2 separate regions of the Mus musculus genome follow, and region 2 is linked to region 1. A link is a loop called in an ENCODE intact Hi-C map of the cell type or tissue named here. Cell type or tissue: heart. All regions are shown on one strand. Each heading gives the region's core, and the rest is flanking DNA. Links, peaks and the distances in the headings are about the cores only. Region 1 overlaps Pick1 (protein interacting with C kinase 1). Region 2 holds the start of Tmem184b (transmembrane protein 184b).

What was found. A loop is a pair of places that touch in the nucleus more often than their neighbours do. Peaks named below come from ENCODE experiments on the same cell type or tissue, not always from the same donor. Only the 100,000 strongest peaks of a DNase experiment are listed, where the experiment ranks them.
Region 2: a loop joins it to region 1, with 4 times the contacts of the local background. A loop is called at or near these places in 1 of 42 quality-filtered maps.

The regions. Positions count from the first base shown.
Region 1 is chr15:79,237,304-79,246,964 of GRCm38, forward strand. Pick1 (protein interacting with C kinase 1) reads left to right here. Exons shown (of 13, transcript NM_001045558.1): 4 at 2,281-2,409; 5 at 3,924-3,990; 6 at 5,665-5,754; 7 at 7,552-7,605; 8 at 7,987-8,049; 9 at 8,675-8,808; 10 at 9,105-9,197. Among named protein-coding and RNA genes, the nearest start is that of Slc16a8, 13 kb to the right of the region's middle. In heart, for the core only: no CTCF peak of the experiment used is centred there; DNase peaks (open chromatin) are centred at 5,508 and 6,098; H3K4me3 peaks cover 279 bases; H3K27ac peaks cover 1,806 bases.
Region 2 is chr15:79,398,073-79,407,733 of GRCm38, forward strand. It overlaps Tmem184b (transmembrane protein 184b), which reads right to left and starts at 5,231. Exons shown (of 9, transcript NM_172608.1): 1 at 5,113-5,231. In heart, for the core only: a CTCF peak has its summit at 5,035; DNase peaks (open chromatin) are centred at 4,239, 5,259 and 5,939; H3K4me3 peaks cover 2,500 bases; H3K27ac peaks cover 2,204 bases.

The DNA of each region.
Region 1 (9,661 bases), core at 4,758-7,257:
TCTTATAGATCCAGGATCACCAGCCCAGTGGCACCACCCACGATGGACTGGGCCCTCCCACATCTATCCTGAATTAAGAAAATCCTTACAGCTGTGGTTCTAAACCTTCTTAAAGCTGTGACCCTTTAATACAGTTCCTCATGTTGTATAGTGACCCTCCACCATAAAATTATTTTGTTGCTACTTCATAACTATAACTTACCTACTGTTAGGAATCTGATAAGCAGCCCCGAAGGGCTGTCAACCCATAGGCTGAGAACTGTTGCCTACAGGCTTACCTGCAGCTCACTGTTCCAGAGGCATTTTCTCAGGGAATTAAGGTTCTCTTTTCAGAAAGCTCTACCTTGTATCAAGCTGACATAAACCAGCTAACACAGCTGGGTCCAGCCAGTACCTTAGATGTCACCAAAGCATCCTTCCTGCTTCCCAGCTGTTTAATAGCATAATCTCTCATTTTAGTTTTATTTTAATTAGTTTATTTTTGAGACAGGTTCTGTCTGTGTAGTTCTGGCTGTCCTGGTCACACATACCCACCTGCCTCTGACTCAGTGTTTATATTAAAGGCAAATGCTACCACGCCCAGCTTAGTGATAGACTCATATAAGCGCCGTTTATTTTCTGGACAAATATATTTTCCAGATACTCCTGCTCTGCAGCTAAGTTTTTATCATAAACCTGTCTCCAGTGACAACCACAAGCTGGCTTGAAATACAGCCACCGGCAGTCAGTCCACCCACTGGACAGTCAGTCCATCCGTCACCTGAAGCTAAGCCTGCAGAGTCTCAGGACACGGAACAGCTCTGGATAAGTTCTTTCCCAGAATGCAGTGTGATCTGCCTTGATCACATCTGAAGCAGTCTTCTTTGTTCACATGGCAGTCTATTGTCCCAAGCTCCCGACAGGACTGTCCCCTGGGATAAGTTTACCACACCCGGGGCCTCTCTAGCCTGCGCCTACCAACTTTTCTAATTACTCCTGCAGACCATGCTTAGTCTTTCTTAGTCATGGCAATGACCTCACCTCCCTGGGACCTGTTTTCTTGTTGGGCAAAATCATTGTAGTGACAGCATCTTCAGGAAACTTGAAAGGAAGGGAAGAAGCTCTCATTTTGGTTCTGTCATATTTCACACGTTCAGGCAGGCTTCTTCACTCTGTCCATTCTCTCAGGAAACCTCTTCCCGAACATAGTCGAGGTACTTCAGCAGGCATTCTCTGCTCATGCAGACAGTCAAAACCAGCCACCACCAGCTTCCCTCCATCTGCTTTGTTGGCTTTCTCTCAGCAGTGTGCCAGAGTCCCCATGGCCCCCCACATCACTGCTTGTAGTGTTTGTAATGTGCTCTGAAGGCTGATAGTGTTTACCTTCTTCATCTTCCCTTGTAACACTGTAAATACATTATGAAGCGTCCTTTAGGCATGACTTTTTAAAGAAGATTTAGAAACTAGAGGTGACACAGGAGCCAGACATGGTGGCTCATCATGTTACTGGAAGGCTGAGGCAAGAAGGTTGCTAGTTCAAGGCCAACCTGGGCTACAAAGACAGACCCTGTCTCAAAACCAGCTGAGAGGTATAGAACCACTGCTGGTCATTTGAGGTTTCTGCAGTTCCTCTCTGATCCAGTTTGTGCTGCTCCATTTGTGTGTGCCTCCTGCCTCTGTGTGTGAACCCCATGTGTGTGTGCCCCCTGCATTCATGTATAGATCCTATATCTGTGTATGCCCCTTGCATCTGTTGGGACTCCATGTCTGTGTAATATGAACCCTATTTCTTAGATGTGCCCCCTGCATCTGTGTGTGGACCCGTGTCTGTGTGTGTGCTCCCTGCATCTTTGTCTTTGTCCCCCAGTCTGTGTGTGTTCTCCATAGCCAGCTGTCTCTTTGCTGTTATCACCGAACAGTTCATCTTTAACAGAAACACCACCTCACAGCCAGTGAGTACAAGTCCCATTGAAGGAACTAAGAAAAGGGCTCACAGGCATAGGGCCCTTACTCAGAGTAACCCAGGGCTGTTCTCTGGAGACCAAAACTAGATGCTAGAATTATTAAACACTGTTGGAAAGCCCAAGAGGTGGTGACAGTGGAAGGAGCTGTAGGAGCCATGAGGACCGCTGGGTTCCTATTGGGAGTCTCAGCTGTTGGCACTCACAGCCTGTCTTCTGTCCCCTTCCCAAGAGTGGCGAGGTTTTCTCTTGCCTTTGTTGGCACTACCTGAGGTGGAAGGAGGGCCTGCTTAGGTCCCAAGTTCCACTCCATTGTTCCCCTACTCCTATACATCTGCAGGTATTTGATAACACGCCTGCAGCCTTGGATGGCACTGTGGCAGCTGGTGACGAGATCACTGGGGTCAATGGCAAGTCAATCAAAGGAAAAACCAAGGTAGAGGTGGCGAAGATGATTCAGGAAGTGAAGGTAAGATGATTATGAGAGCTGGAAGCTTGCTCTGTAGTACGAGACAAAGGCTGTCAGGTCCCTGGCTGTTGGGCCTAGCAGGCTCAGGGTTCACTGCCTATTACTTAGAGAGCATTATGAGGGACACATTCCAGTCTCCTGGACCCCTGGATTCCTGTGAGTTCCCAGAGATGCTGAACACTCAGATGAGCTGGGATGTCCCTGCTTGGGGCTGCAGAGGCACTAGATGCTAACAGTGACTTCACTGAGTCAGTAGACTCTAGTGAGCACAGCTGGGCCATGTTTGCCCTAGAGTTTTGGGGAGGGACTACTTCCCAAGTTCTCCAAGGACTTGAGGCTATGGAGAACCCTGAGCGCAGACATTTCTGGTCCAGATGCAGCCCACATCCTTTCCACCTGCTCATCCCCCTCCCTAGATGTTCCACTGAACCCTGCTCTGTGCTGAGTCCTTGTCACTCACAAAAGAAGCGTGGCCTGCTCACTGTTCCCTGGCAGTTCAGCCACTGAAGACCCTTGGGAAAACTGCCGAGGGACGCATGAGAGAGTGTAAAGCCACAGAAGATAGGCAGTCCCAGAGTCAAGGGTGGGATTCGGCTTGTGTAGACTTGGGCCCAGAGCCTGAGGCCCCAAACCCTCCCCTTCCCATTGGCACCCTCCCAGGCTCCAGGACCAACCCTTACTATCCCCTGCCCTGTGTGTGTGTGTGTGTGTGTGTGTGTGTGTGTGTGTGTGTGTGTGTGTGTGTGTGTGTGTGCGCATATTGAAGTTTGGATTTATTTTATGTGCATTTTGTCTGGAAGTATGTATATGCACCACCACATTTGTCCTTGCTGCCCTCAGAGGTCAGAAGAGGTCATGAGATCCCCTGCTTGGAGTTCCGGATGGTTGTGAAGCACAGAGTGGGTGCTGAGAACTGAACTCAGGTTATGCAGAAGCAACCAGTGCTCCTAACCACTGAGCCATCTCTCCAGCCCCCATGGTCCCCTTCTTGCTCTACTCAGGCATTGCTCTGACTTTCTTTGTCACACTCTTAATCCTGTCCCTAAGTCATCCTGGTACTGTCCTCACTGAGAACTAAGGGGTTACCTCTGTAGCCCCACCTAGTGCCCCTTTAGGCACCAGGCAGACTGAGGAGGGACTCAGAGCTCAGGACCATGTCCGTCCCAAGGGACCCTTCACACCCTACCCGACTGACCATGTTGGCTCACTCTGTGGGTGTAAGTTTTCAGTCCACGTTTGTTGAGAGTACATTCAGCCCCAATCTCAGAGGCCTTAGGATGGCAAGGACTAGAGTAACCATGTGGCCTTCCATGTACAGATGTCCTTTCCTGAGCAGTCACTAGAACATGGGACTAAGTGAATCCCCAAGTCACTCTACCTTCCCTCCTGGTCCCTGAGAAGCCCTGCTCCTTTTTCTTCTGGTTGGTGTACTAGAGCCAGATGTGTAGAAAGTAGTTTCTGGGGGGCTCTAGCCAGGGGCCACTGTCCTGATTGTGTCTGTACTGCTCTTGTAGGGGGAGGTGACCATCCATTACAACAAGCTGCAGGCGGACCCTAAGCAGGGCATGTCCCTGGACATTGGTAAGACAGGCCAGAGCAGCCATGTGCCAGGGGCTCTGGCTTTTCCTGTCCAAGCTAATCCAAAAGGCTGGGAGGAGCCAGGTGCTCTCCTTGTAGCTGTTCACAGGCCCCTGGCCCTGCATGCTCACTGCCCTGTATTTTATACCCTTCACTACCATACCTTGACCTGTGTGTCACATCCAATTTTAATCCCCCTCCTCCATGGCCACTCCTGCTATGTACTTTTGGGAAGATGTGTGGTGCAAACTGGACCTTATAATGTATATCTTAGATAGGGCTTTATTGCTGTGAAGAGACACCATGACCAAGGCAACTCTTATAAAGGCAAACATTTCATTGGAGCTGGCTTACAGTTTCAGAGGTTTAGTCCATTATCATCATGGTGGGAAGCATGGCAGCATCCAGGCAGACTTGTGCTGGAGGAGCAGAGAGTTCTACATCTTGATCTGAAAGCAGCAGGAGACTGTGTATCACACTGGGCATAGCTTGAGCATAAGAGACCTCCAGGACTGTCCCTACAGTGACACACTCTCTCCAACAAGGCCGCACCTCCTCTAACAAGGCCATACCTCCTCCAACAAGGCCACACCTCCTCTAACAGGGCCACACTTCCTAAGTGGGTCAAGTATTCAAACACATGAGTCTATGGGGGCCATACCTATTCAAACCATCACAGTGTGCTGTTTGGCAACTTGCCTGTGGCTAGAAGGGCTAGATCTTGTGAGACATGAGGCTTGGTGGTCTCCTGGCAGAACACCCAGATAATCCATATTTACCTAGAGCCCACAGCCCTTTAGGGCAGAGACTAAGGACAAATGAGCTCACCAGTGGTTTTTTTTTTTTAAGATTTATTTATTTTATTATTTATTTATTTATTATATGTAAGTACACTGTAGCTGTCTTCAGACGCACCAGAAGAGGGCATCAGATTTCATTATGGGTGGTTGTGAGCCACCATGTGGTTGCTGGAATTTGAACTTCGGACCTTCAGAAGAGCAGTCGGGTGCTCTTACCCACTGAGCCATCTCACCAGCCTCACCAGTGGTTTCTCTGTGTAGCCCTGGCTGTCCTAGAACATGCTCTGTAGACCAGGCTGTACGTGAACTCAGAAATCCCCTGCCTCCGCCTCCCGAGGTCTGAGATTAAAAGCGTGTGCCACTTCCTTGGTCTGATATGCTTGTTATTGAGCACTTTGATTCCATCCCAGGACCTGTACCGAGATCTTAGCTGGTTACATGAAGTGACCAGCCAGTGGCACTTAGTGATGCCCACCACCCTGAGGTGTCCAGCTGGAGAACCCTTACCTTGGCACAGATTTTCTCATGCTGGATGGGAAAGAGGAGTGATAAGGCTTTCTCTGTCTGGCCTGTGTGCTGGTGCTTGCACACACAAGTTCTGGGCTTTCACTGACACCGGTAGCAGAGAGCAGGCCACAGTCTTTGTGCCAAGCACTCCATGTTTACCTGTCCAGCTCCTCCCAGTGGGGGAGGGGGGGTGAGTAGGACAAGTAGCCCAGGATAGACTGCTGTGAGCCCTTGCTTCCTAACTGCTCCAAGCACCAAGCCGAGGCTTGTTGTCTTCCATCTACTCGCACACTCAGTGAGGCAGCTGTGATGGGGCGTGGCCTAGACAGCCCGGCCAGCAGCAGACTCATTGGCCTTTCTCTTGCTCCAGTGTTGAAGAAAGTCAAGCACCGGCTGGTAGAAAACATGAGTTCAGGCACAGCTGATGCCCTGGGCCTAAGCCGCGCCATCCTGTGTAACGGTAAGTCCTCCTTCCACCCTCTGGCTCAGCTCCCATCAAGCAATGGGCCTGATAGTGTTCATGCGCCTCAGTGTGGACAGCCAGGTTACACCTCGTCAGCTCCCCACGAGCTCCTACAGCTGTCAGCTGTGGGCTTTAGGTCGCCACCAAGGAGTTGGGGGCAACACAGACTTGGGAGGACAGGTGCTCCCTTCTAGCTGGGGTGCCTGGCCAGCCTGAGCCCCGCTCCACTGCCTGCATGTTCCACTACAGCCCACTGTGTGGAGCTCCACTACTTGTCCTGCACTGTGCTGTCCTCCTCAGTCTTGCCTTTGACCAGGAGGTGGCGCTGCTGTCCTTGTCTCCACTTCCTCTGCCTGTGCTGGGAGAAGCCATGTGCAGGCAAGGCACTTTACACACACACTGGATGTCTCCCTAGGAGGCTGATGGAACCCGTGCTCCTGCTCCTGCCGTCGCCAGCCTATGCTTATAAATAGCAGTGCTATGCATGTACGCGGGGAAGATAAAAATACCCATATAAACTGTGGGCTCAGCTGGGCACAGGGTCTTTATTGGCTGGGAGAATGGGGGTGGGGCCTGAGCATGTTCCAAATAGGGTACAAAGTGGCGGCTGCTATTTTCAGCCTCGTGGTGCCTATAAATCCTTGTTACTGTAGTCACTGTGCATTGAGATGAAATTAGAACTGGTTGTTGTTTCCCCCAAACCTTGCAATTTCCCTAGCTGTAAATAGGATTTCTAAAATTGAAGCTGTCATGTCCCATGACCCAGCTAAAAACAACTGCCTGCTGGCCACGTGCTTATGCTTTAGGGAGCCAGGACATAGAGGCTGTGGGCCACAGCAGCCTCCTGAAGACCTCCAAGGTGTACACCTTCCCCCTCTCCCAGTCCTAGCCCTTCCTTCACACAGCAAGCTTTCCTGCCCAGAGAAAAGCCTCTGCCTGTGTGGAGTCCCTCCCCTCCCCTCCCCTCCCCTCCCCTCCCCTCCCCTCCCCTCCCCTCCCCTCCCCTCCCCTCCCCTCCCCTCCCCTCCCCTCCCCTCCCCTCCCCTCCCCTCCTGCTTAAGATACCCTGCCTGAAGCTTCACACCAAAGTGCACCAAAGCCTGAGAGCAGGATTCTGCTTAGACAGACATAGCTGTGTAACTTTGGGCCAGCTGCCCTACCTCTCACCCTTCAGCTTTCTCTGTAGGATAGGCAAAGTGGTCCTTGCCCCAAGGTGCAAGCTGGAGAAGGGCCAGTGCTTATCAGGGACCTTAAGTGTTCCTGGCACACAGAGAGGTGACCCAGTGTGGCTGCAGGTGTTCTTGGGCCAGTACCTGGCCTGGGTAGGGCCTAGAGGCCCTCACCCTCTCATGAGCGGTGTGTGTCCTTCATCCCCACAGGTGGGGATCTATCCAGAGTTGGGGAGGTCCATTGCTGCACTTGGAGCCCCGAGGGCAGGACCTGGATCTTGGTTTTACCAGAGTCACTCCCCATAGGAGTTTGTTTTGACTAGGCATGTTAATTAGGTGAGCCATGGGAGCTTTTGATTGCTGAGCCTCAGCACTTAGCCTTGGTAGATAGCCAAGAAGTGGCCAAGCCGGGGAAGAGACCTTGGCTGGCTTTTGGAGTGCAATCCAGTAGTTTTTAGTAAGGCAGAGGGAACAGGGGATAGGCAAGGCCTTCCAGGGCCGTGCTCGCCAGACTTGGGCCAGCCAGAGCCTCTTCATAGCCTCTCCTCACAGCTGGCCTCTGCAGGGCTGTTGTTCTCCCTTGGCTTGCTGAGCCCACAGATGCCCCTGGTCTTGACCTCCACAGATGGCTTGGTAAAGCGGCTGGAGGAGCTGGAACGCACTGCTGAGCTGTACAAAGGTAGGGAGGAGTCTCAGCCAAGAAGTGCCTGGTGTTGGTCTGCCATGGGGGCCCTGTCTTAGAGAGTGGCAGTGGGGCAGGGGAACTACCTAGAAAGTTTGGGGAACAGTAAATGTATCAGGAGCCCCTGTAAATTTCTGCACTATCAGAGAGCCCCTAAGAGATTGTGTGTCATACATAATCCCAGTTGCCTGTCACATGGCTGTCACATGCCTGTCACATGGGATCCATATAGGGGGCCAACTCAGCCTTCATCCCTAGGCAGTGGGGAAAGCCTAAGGATCTAATGCATAGTGGGGACCTCAGGCCGCAAGGCTGGGGGGGCCAATGTGATCTCTGACCTGGGTCTTTGTCTTCTGTCACTTGGAACTCTTCCCACAGGGATGACGGAACACACCAAGAATCTCCTACGGGCCTTTTATGAGCTGTCGCAGACCCACCGGGGTAATGGCATCCCCAGACATGCCATGTTTTACTGCAAACCTCTGTCCCTCAAGACTTAGTAGCACCTAACAGTGAGGTGTGGCCAGCTTCCTCTCTGGGCCCTTCTCATCCCCACACCAAGTCCAGCACTCTGCTCTGACCCAGTCTGATGCTGGGTGTGGCAGTGACCATGAAGCAGCTGGTCTGGTTGGCCTTACAATGCCCTGTCTCACTGCTACTTACAGTGCAGGCAGCTTCTCTTTAAGTTTGCTCTCTTCAGTCCCATGGTGGGATAGACAAAACCCCATTTGCAGGCCAGGAAAGGAAGTCCAGACAGGAAGTGGTCCCGGAGCTCATGGTGGCAGAGATGGCATTCAGACCCAGGTGTCTGGGTTCTCAGCCTGGTGCTCTGCTCTCGACTAGCGTGAACCCCTGATTTGCACTCAGGCTTTTGTCTGGTCACTGAGGGAACAAACTAGCCCCTCTAGGAGCGTAAGCCTAGAAAGAGGACGCAGCCCCTTGGTAGTATGGCCCAAGCCTCTTGAAGATGTAACCCCTTTGGATGTAGACCCCTGTCCTGCTACCCAGAAAACCCCTGGCTTCTCTGTTGGTCAAGTGAGGGCTTCAAGACAAACTTGTCATGCAGCCTTTGGGGACGTGTTCTCTGTGATTGGGGTGCGGGAGCCGCAGCCAGCAGCAAGTGAAGCATTTGTGAAGTTTGCAGACGCACACCGCAGCATTGAGAAGTTCGGCATTCGGCTACTGAAAACCATCAAACCGGTGGGTCTCTCAGAGTACAGCGTGCCCCACTGGCCAAGGCAGGAGCGATAGCTAGCACAGGAGGGATTCTGGGCTGGAGTCAGGTGCCAGATGCAGACACTAGCTTTGTCACCTCTGTGGCCATCCATCCATCAGTCACTGCTGCCCTGGGTCCCTGTTCAACTCAAGACTGGTTTGAACACTGTTCTGTTGCTAGGTCACATTTCTTGACGTAGTCTTCTAACCCTGACACATGTCCTTTGCCCAAGTCCCCAGGAAGGGATAACACATTAGTGACATTTGTCCCAACCTCCCAGATGCTGACGGACCTGAACACGTACCTCAATAAAGCCATCCCTGATACACGCCTCACCATCAAGAAGTACCTGGATGTGAAGTTTGAGTACCTGGTAAGTGGACTGCAGTGTCTGGCTAGCTGAGGTGAGCTCACCCTGGAGGCCAGCCCTGAGGCCAGCAGGCAGGCTGGGCCCAGACCTCAGCTGCGTCAGGCCTGTGGGACTAAAGTCCTGATTAGACAATTAGGAGGAGCCTAGACTCTGCATTCCCACACCAAGGAGCTCCTAGCTGCCCTCCCATTCTGTATCATTTCTAGCAGCAGCTCAGACTAGGTTTAGGAAAAAGGTGTTTTGAGTCCTAGATGATAATCTGATGCTAAAGGAGCTAAGAAAATGGCCTGTTGAGTATTCAGGCTTTTTGCTGCAGCTCTTAGAGTCCTGACTTAGTAAGCCTATACCCAGCTTGTCTTCAAGGAGCTGCCAGGATCTATTGTGCAGCCAGTGCCACCACACACAGTATCGTTGGGTTTTGGTTTTGGTTTTAGCCATTTCCTATTCTTGAGATAGAGCCCTAGGCC
Region 2 (9,661 bases), core at 3,496-5,995, 160 kb after region 1:
AGCTCACAATTATCTTTAACTCCAGTTCCAGGGGAACCAATGCCTTCTTCTGACCTCCCTGGGTACGCTAGACGCATGCAGGCATGAGGCAAAACTCATACACACAAAATAAAAGTTAATAAATCTCTAAAGAAGAAGAAACAAATGCTGTCAGCAACTTCTCAGTGTGCTGTACAAGCCTCCACCTCGCATCTCATAGAGCAGGGCCAGCCCGGAGGAGGAGCGCGGAGAAAACCTAAACCCAGAGGCCTCCGAGTTCCCTCCCACCTAGGAGCTCCCACTCTGCTTCCTCCCTTTCTGGTCTCCGGGAGGCAGAAATCACGTTCAATGAACATGGATGACAGTCCTGCTACAGACCGGTTTGTACGGCTGCACTGGTCTGGTCCTGCTGCTGGTGTCTCTCTGCCTCGCTAGATGCAGCTCCCCACATTAGGCCTGACAGACTAGACTCCTGAAGAAATTAAACAGCCTGCAAGCAAACAGCAAAAGCTGGTGAGAACAGGAAAGAGAGCTTGGTCCGGGAAGTACTGGCCGCACAAGTCTGAGGACCTGAGTTCGATTCCCAGCACCTGTGTGAAAGGCGTGGCATGTGGATGCACACTTAAGATTCCAGACTGGAAAGGTAGAGACAGGCAAGTCCCTGGGGCTCCCTGCCAGCTTACCTCGCCTGAGAGCCCCAGGTCCAAGTGAGAGATCTTGTTGCAAAACACAAGGTGGATGAGCAACATTGCTACCCAAGGCTAACCCTCCAGCTCCCATGCTCATACTGTGCACTAACACAAATGCTGTGTCATGATAGCCCTATAATGTCTACGCTGCTGGCACTTGCATTCTACAGATGAGGCAAACTGCAGATCCTATCCTTCCCCAGACCAGCCTTGAACCCATCCTCCTGCCTCAACCTCCAAAGTAACAGGAATACATAATGTACAATAACACCACCAGCCTAATTTTAACTATCTATCTATCTATCTATCTATTGCTTTATTGTTTGAGAGAAAGTCTCAATATGTAGTCCGGCCATCCTGGACCAGGCTAGCCTAGAACTCACAAAGCTCCATCTGCCTCTGCCTCCAGAGTGCTGGGATTAAAGGCGTGCGCCACCATGCCCCGGCTACCTTAATTTTAAGAACCATGAATTCTACCTGGTAAGTGACCTACCCAAGGACACAGTACTAATAAATGCAAGGATTTGACTTGCAATTCCTAATTCTCTTTCCAGGCCACAGGGACTGCTCAGCACTGCTCAGCCACAGCATACATGTAGTTGATAGAGGACAACTTTCAGGAGCTGGGTCTCTCCTTCCACCACAGGCTCTGGGGATCAAAGCTGGGTCATCAGCCTTACGCAGAAAGCGCCTCTACTCACTGAGCCATCTCGCTGGCCCAGATTCCGGAACCCTCAGCTGCCTATGCTCAAGCACCCACTGGGCTTTCTCCCTCAACTCCCATGCTCACATCCTACATACAGCCCGTCAGCCCCCGCCAGCTGTGCTTCTGCAAGAGTCGGCAAAGACCCCTAGTGGAGCATGTGCAGTCTCATGGCCTCTGTCCAGAGAAGGGATGACTGCCTAATTACTCATACAGGCAGGCCAGCGAGTCACTGCACCAAATCCAGCCAGCCTGGCACCTGGCAAAGTAGAGCAAGAAGTCTTCGTGGAGCTCAAAGGAAGATGAGGCGGCTGCATCCAGCTTGCCTGGCTCCACTACCAGCTACTGGGTCCTTCTAACCGCGTTCATAGAACATGGACAGTGGGTGACTGACCATACCTCCCAAGGTAACAAGAGAAGCTAAGAGCCCAGGAGACCTGGGACAATCAGGGGTTCAATCCTTAAGAAAACAAGTTCAGGGCTGGCTCAGCCGCTGACATTCCACCCTGGCGTGGTAGCACCATATAAACTGGGCACTTTACCTATATAATCCTAGGCATTGGGAGGTAAAGGCAGGAGGGTCAGAAGTTCAAGGTCACCCTCAGCCACATAGTGGATTCAAGTTCTGCCGGGAATACATGAGACCTTGTCTCCAATTAAAAAACAAACAAACAAACAAAAACAGAACAAAGAAGTTTCAGTTCAGTGGGGCCAAATGACAGAGAGCAGAAGAGACCAGCAGGAAAGCAGGGCCTGGGGCACAGTAACCTTCAGCCCCGAATATGCAAAAGAAAAACAGAGCAGAGACTAAAGAGACACCAGGGACCAAAGGGGCAGCAAACAGGAAGGAGGCAGGTCATCTTGGAGTTACATGCCAGAATGAAGGAAGCAAGATGCAGGGTGATGATACAGCCTCACAACACAGGGTGTGTGTGTCACTTCCTCTCAAACATTCAAAGGCTTTCTGTTGACCACACCGGGATCACACCAAAACCCTCCGAGAGGGAGACATGACAGGCCTCCACATCTGCTTGGGGCCCCTGCTACCCTCCTCTCCTCCTCCATGCTCCATCTCTAACTCCAGGACCAGGAAGGCACTGAGCATACCGAAGGTCAGAGTGGAAAAGCCTGGAGATTGAACCAACTGACCTGTGATGGGGAAGGTGGCAGCCCCACCTCACCGGATAGTGGAGGATAGGATGGGAACTCATGAAAGCACTTTGAACTGTGCCTGACACATGGTAAGTGCTCAAGAAACTTACCAGGGGAGCTGTTTTTCCTACTGTCCTCTGGGCCCCTTCAGAGCCCTCTCTCCCTACCCCAAGTAGAACACTGTCTCAAATGTATTAGTCACGTGCTGGGCTACCTCAGCCAACCACAGCCTTTCACAGGGGACAACCCAGGTCTCTGGCCTCTCTTCCCTGATGGCCAGCAAATTCATGGCACACAGGAGGTATTCAGCAAGCACCTGCTGCCCCCAAAAAGACCTCAGCCAAGGTCCTGGGGCAGACCCCACATTGAGCTCTGAGGGCCTAGCTCCAGGCTTCCCAACACTCACATCAAATCCCCAGTCTCATTCGCTGCTGCTACTTACTTTCAAAACAAGAAAGGCCTGGGCCCTGCCTTGCCTAGCAGCTTCTACTCCAGGGAGCACATGGAGAGAAATGAGCACAGCGGGACTGGAAATAGCACCGAGCCCCTCTTGGGGAGAGGCCTGGGCAGGCCAGCTGGCAAACAGAAGCAAAGCCTCAAAGGCAGGGAGTCCTGGAGGGCCGAGGACACGGCTCAGCAGCACACTGCCTGCCCAGAGTGCCTGAGGTCCCGATCCAGTGCACAGGACCAAAAGAGGGGAAAAAATGGGAGAGAGCAGCCAGCCGACAGGCCTGGTCCACAGAACTAGGACAAGCTGCCCACTGATCCCCTCCCACCCGGAAGCTCTTCTCTCCTCCCTAGTCCAACCCCACCACCCTGGGAGCAATCTACAAGGCATCCCCCAGGATTACACAAGGACGCCCAGGTCACCTATGGCTCTTAGGGGAGTATTTAGAGCCCCACCACCCACACTGGCCAGTGGGGTCGCTATCTATGTCCACCTCCGCAGCAGACTGGGAGCCTCTAGAAGAAGGTATTAGATCCTGTTCCTCTGTGTTCTACTCCAGGGACATCAGGGAGAGCAGTGAGCCAGCAGGGCCGGGAGACAGCCCTCAGCCGGGCGCATAGTAGATGCTCAGTAAGTTACAAGGCAACTTGGGCAAGACCCAGGGATGAAGGATGCTACCAGAGCCTACTAGTCCCACACTGACAAGGGAGTCACTTAATCCCCATCCCGTCCCACCCCACCCGCCTTGACCTGCTGCCTCAGTTTCCTAACCCACATCTATGCCCGATACATTATTGGCACAGCTGCCCTGAGAACAAACTGGGAAAATACACATGGAAAGCAAGAAGTCTCTGAGGAATGTTAGTCACCCAGCTTTGGCTCGACTGTCCCTTTGTACTGAAGCCTTTTTTTTTCTTTTTCCTTTTTTTTTTTTTTTTTTTTTTTTTTTGCTGGCTTGTCCATCCCCCCCACCCCCCACCCCCCAGCACTGAATCCACCTCCATACTCCTCAGTCTTTTGTCTTCTGTTTCTGGAATCCCTGTGATTCTTTCCAATTCTGATTCTGCCCCAAGCACCTGAGAGCTCTTCGATGCCTCGATCCTCACATCTGTGTGCGGGGTGAGCACCAGTCTAGCTTCTGGGGCTCCCACACCCAAGGGTTCCAACTCCGGCCCTGCACAGAACTCTCAAGATACTCAGATGTGCCGAGCCCAAGGGCCCACCAAACTTGTTGACACGAAGAGGGATGCTGCAAACAGCCTGTCAAAAAAGCCAGACCGTGGAGACCTGCACCTCCCCCTGCTGCTGATGCTGGTGGGGTGTGTGTGTGTGTGTGTGTGTGTGTGTGTGTTGGCTGAGTCTGCAGCACTTGCCTCCAGGGCACAGATTGCTACTTCTCTCCTTACATAAAGCACCTGGCAGCCAGATGAATAATACATAGACCTTCACCTCACACCCAGGTATCAGGCAGGCAGACACCTGCTTTGCCCCACCAAGGCCTCCAAGGAGGGAGGGATGAGATGTCCCGCCTCATACAGTCCTCCAAGAAAGGATACAAACTAAAAATCCGAGCCCGTTCCCCAGACTCCCTAGCTTTGCCACTGCCTGGAGCTCCTTAGCCCCAAGCTAAGCATCCAAGCAAGGTGTCCAAGGGCGTGCCCAGGCAAACAGGCACCACACACCCAAACCAATCTCTAGGGTTCCTTTGAACACCCAGCATCCTGGGAGCCCCAGATCCCTATCCCCCTTCAAATCTACTGACCTGTGTGCAAAGCGCGCGCACACCCCCATTTACGCATGTACCGTCTCAAGGGCCGACCACCGGGCCAGGTCAAAGCCACTGCACTGAGGACCGACGTCTCCCCGCCCCGTTCGGTCGTGCCAGGCTGCAGCACACCCACCGCGGTGCGCACAGTCCCATCGGTAAGAGGCTGGGCCCCGCGCCGCCCACCCCGACTCCCCCACGAGCAGGTCCGGTTACACTCAGGGCCCCGCCACGCTGGCGAAGCGGGCACACCCACGGGCCGCTTGGGGGCCTCCGAGTCCCTGCCTCCCCGCGGGAAGTCCCCAGAGTGGAGTTCTCCCCAAGGTGCAGCCCCCGCCCGGTCCCCGTTCATCCCGTGCATCCGCCGCCCGGGTACCTCAGGAGCCCATGGCGCTGGAGACTGCAGGCGGAGCAGGCGGCGCCGCAGCCCGGTATCTCGGCCGCCGCTGGCGCGTCCCGAGCCCCGCCGGGTACCGCCGCGCCGCGCCTGCGCACTAGGAACGCCGCTGGCGGGGGCGGGGCCGGAGCGCGCCGCTGAGGTCACTCGCCGAGCCTTAAAGGGGCCGCGCGCTGCGAAGCACCACGCGCAATCTCGGGTCAGGAGAATGGTGAGGTCCTCTTGCAACTCGCAAACGCACCGCGAGAGACCCAGGGCCCAGGTTTCCTAGTCCAGTCCCACCCACCACAGTCCTGGGATGCACAGTCTGACCCGCGGGATACAGACTGTCCCGGACACTCGCGAGCTAGCTTGAGTTTCAATTCTCTGAAAGCCTTGTATATGCCAACGCTGAAGGTGAAACGAAATCTAGTTGACGTTTGAGACAGGGAGGGTGAGTGTGAGACTGTGGAACGGACTTCCACGGAACGTTTTGTATAGTTATGCAAAATGAAACTGCTCTAGTGGAGCTGCCCCACCTCATTCCTAGCAGCCTAACGAACCGATTCTAGAGGAGTCATTCCAGCCCCTACCCCACTTTGATTTGTGAGGTCCTCGTCTTACCCAGATGACTGAAATGTGTAATATGCAACCAAGTTTATTTTTATCTCCAGCTCCAAATGTCTACCGACGCCTCTTACTTAGCGGGCTCAGCTGCTTTCCCCTCCACACACATTTCTTCTTCACAGCATTCCCCAATCCCTGCTTCCAGTCTTCAAGCCAGAAAGTCTAGTATTATCCTTGAGTGCTGCCCTCCCTCTCCCCCTCGTCCCATCAGCTTGGGCAAGACATCCTGTATCCCTAGACTCTGACCTCCACACTACTGAACTGCTGTCATGTCCAGGCTCTGCCCAGGTACTGTGAGCATCTACTTAGCCCGATTTTCCAACCTTGTCCTCGGCGGGTCTGTGCCAATGTGAGAATCAGGGATTCCTTTAAAAATCCAAATCGTTGGAGGAATGCTTGCTTACCATTCACCAGACCCTCAATATAATTCTTTGCACCAAAGTAAACAAACAAACGAACCCACCCAAGATGAACTATATGGCACTTTGCTCAAAACCCTTAATTAGTTCCTCATGCCATTCCAAATGAAGCCAACATCTGCAGATCTCTGCACAGCCTTGATCCAGCATCACCCTCCGCAGGCATGCCTGGCCTCATCTCCTTTTCCTGAACACTGACCTCTTGCTTTCCCTACAACCAAGTACAAGCATTCAGCTTCCATGCCTTTGCACCTGCTGTCCCCTCTGCTGGGGCTACAGTTTCCCCAGACATGTCTTCAAAGTCTTGCTTGGCTGGCTTTACTAGGGAAGCTGAAGCAGGATTGTTCTGAGACAAATACCTCCTTCCCAGAGTAAGATTGCTGAGCCCCTCACCTGCAGTCCATAGTCAACATCTCACTGTGCCCTGTTCTCCTAATAAAAGTTCATTTCTAACACGTATCGATTGTTTTCCTATCTTATTATCCATCTTCCTAGTGAACAGACTGTTGCATTAACTTTGGGGAGATACGTGCCCCAAATAGGAAGGCACCCAAACAAACCAAAGATTCTACACATCTCCCTCCATGAACCTGTGAGTTTATTGGTCATACTATGGCAATGTGGGTGAGGGGTGGGGTTACTGGCATCTGTAATATGTAATTCCCCTCCCCTCACCCCTGTCCCCAAATGACCTTTGGGAGTTAAGAATTCTTGGGAGGTAGAAAATTCTAGAAGCAAGCCACTCCCATAAAGCTGGGGGGGGGGGGGGCTCATTACCCATGCTGGACTGGGACTTATTTCTTTCTTCTTTTTTGTTTGTTTGTTTGTCTGTTTTTAATCACCCTTAAGAAGCAACCGTTCACTCTTGCTCCTATAAGCAGCTGACAGACTCGTTGACTGTTCTTTAACCAAGCTAGATGGAGCAGAATCATTCCTTTATTCTGTGGTCAGTCCCTTCCCTGGGATGAGGAGACATTTGTTCATGTCTCCCCAGGAAAAGTGCATGCAGCAAGGATGAAGATGTCTGACAGTTTCTTGTTTCCTGATGAAAATTAGTATGCTGCACTGGGAGTACTGGCAAGCACGTACTGAAAGTATCTGTAACATGGACAAATATAATAGCTAGGTCCTAAGGGGGAAGCTCGGGGTACTTGAGGGGCCTGAGTTCAGCCCTCATGACTACATGACTGAAGGAGAAAACCAGCTCTGACCTAGAGGCACACACAGTGACATGAGTGCACACACACACACACACACACACACACACTAAATAAATAGATAAAATTTTTTCAAAGACAAAAAAAGCCAAGAATAGTAGCCTTTAAATGCATCATATCGGAAGCAGGAGCACTAAGTAGATCTCTGTGAGTTCAAGGTTAGCCTGGTCTATGTAGCAAGTTCTAGACCAGCCATGGCTACATAGTGAGACAGTCACTCAAAGAAATAAATAAGATGAGTGATAGCAGCGCACGCCTTTGTTCCCAGCACTAGGGAGGCAGAGGCAGGTGGATCCCTGTGAGTTTGAAGCCAACCTGATCTACAGAATGAGTTCCAGGACAGCCAGGGCTATGTAGAGAAATCCTGTAGACAGAGAGATGAAATGACCTCTTTTGTCTTAGTCAGGTTTTTTGGTTTTGGGGGGTTTTTTGCTTGTTTGTTTGTTTGGTTTGGTTTTGGGTTTTTTTGTTTGTTTGTTTGTTTTGTTTGTTTTTTCGAGACAGGGTTTCTCTGTGTAGCCCTGGCTGTCCTGGAACTTATTCTCAGGCTGGCCTCAAACTCAGAAATCTGCCTGTCTCTACCTCCCAAGTGCTGGGTTGAAGGTGTGCACCACGACTGCCCAGCATTTAGTTAGGGTTTCTATTCCCACACAAAAAAAAATGACCAAGAAAAGCAAGTTGGGGAGGAAAGGTTTTATTCAGCTAACACTTCCACATTGCTGTTGATCACCAAAAGAAGTCAGGACTGCAACTCACATAGGGCAGGAACTTAGAGGCAGGAGCTGATGCAGAGGCCATGGAGGGATGCTGCTTACTGGCTTGTTTTCGTTTAGAACCCAGGACCACCAGCCCAGGGATAGCACCACCCACAGTGGGCCCTCCTACTCTTGATCACTAATTGGGAAAATGCCTTACAGCTGGATCTCCTGGAGGCATTTCCTCAAGGGAGGCTCCTTTCTCTGTGCTAATTCCAGCTGTGTCAAACTAACACATGAAACCAGCCAGTACATCTTCCCAACCCAGGTTTGAAATGTACAGCTTCTCAGTGTTTCCTGAAGAGTTGCTATCTCCTGTGGGCAAATTCCTTGCCCCAACTGTCACTGTGTCTACACCACTTACAAACCAGATCAGTCTGATAGTCCCTGCCCCCTCCAGAGCTGTTGGACCAAATCATACCCAAATCTAGATTCTTAGTCCCTGCACCCCAGGGGTACTCATGGTTCTCAAGTAACAGCCGCCTTGTCTGGCAGGGCACAGGCAGGTGCTGGGTATTTTTAGGCATGCGTTGCCAGAAAAGGGTCTCAAAACAGAAAGTCACCTGACCTGGTGACAGAGCTTTTGACAGGTGGCACCAGGAGCCAGGGCTGGTTGCTCCCCTCACCACTTAGGCCTACTGAACAGATGAGGGCCAGCAAGCTAGCTTGGTGGTGGCATTTGCCGGGAAGCTTGGGGACTGAAGTTAGGTCCCGAGGACCCACATGATGGAAAATAGGGCACTGTGCCATGTGAGCCCCTCCCCTGTCATGTCATATACACGCACAAATAAATTTATGTAAAGATAGAGGTAAGACTACATCTCCTCCCCCACTTCGTACAGACTTATTCTCAGCATTCTATCTGTCCTTTCTACTCAAAGATCTCTCATCCCTCGCCAGTCTGCTCTCCAAGTCTGTGGCCACCACCCTGCTTCAGCCTGCTTCGACTTCTAGGCCATTCTCCTTACACCTGCCCATCAGTGCTAAAGGAACGTCTTTCCCCACTCACAGCTCCACCCCCTTTCTCCACAACTCCACCCCTTTCTCGTCTTCTTGTTCCTTTTCCTTCTTGTTCATCTATTTGCTGCAGTGCCTAGAACCCAGGACCTCTGCTTGTGGGGCACGCTGCTGTTCCACTGAGCTAAGCCACAGCTACTAGACCTAGACCGGTATTTTTGTTTTGAGATAGGGCCTCGTTCTCCTTCTGTTGCTTGGTTTACCTCGGAACTGACTAGGTAGCCCACGCTGGCCTCAAACTTCCTTAGCCTCACGAACCGTGGGATCACAGACTCTTCCCTGTTCTGATCAATTCGTTTTTCCCTAAGGGAACCTTAGAAACAACCTCACAGCCACTGAAGAAAGTTAAAGAAATAGAGTGATCCACACAATAACTCTCTCTCTCTCTCTCTCTCTCTCCCTCTCTCTCTCTCCTTTTTAATGTGCATGGGTGTTTCGCCTGCAAATACATGCCTGGTTCCCTCAGAAGGTACAGGTGCCCTGGAACTGGAGTTATGGTTATAAACTGCCATGT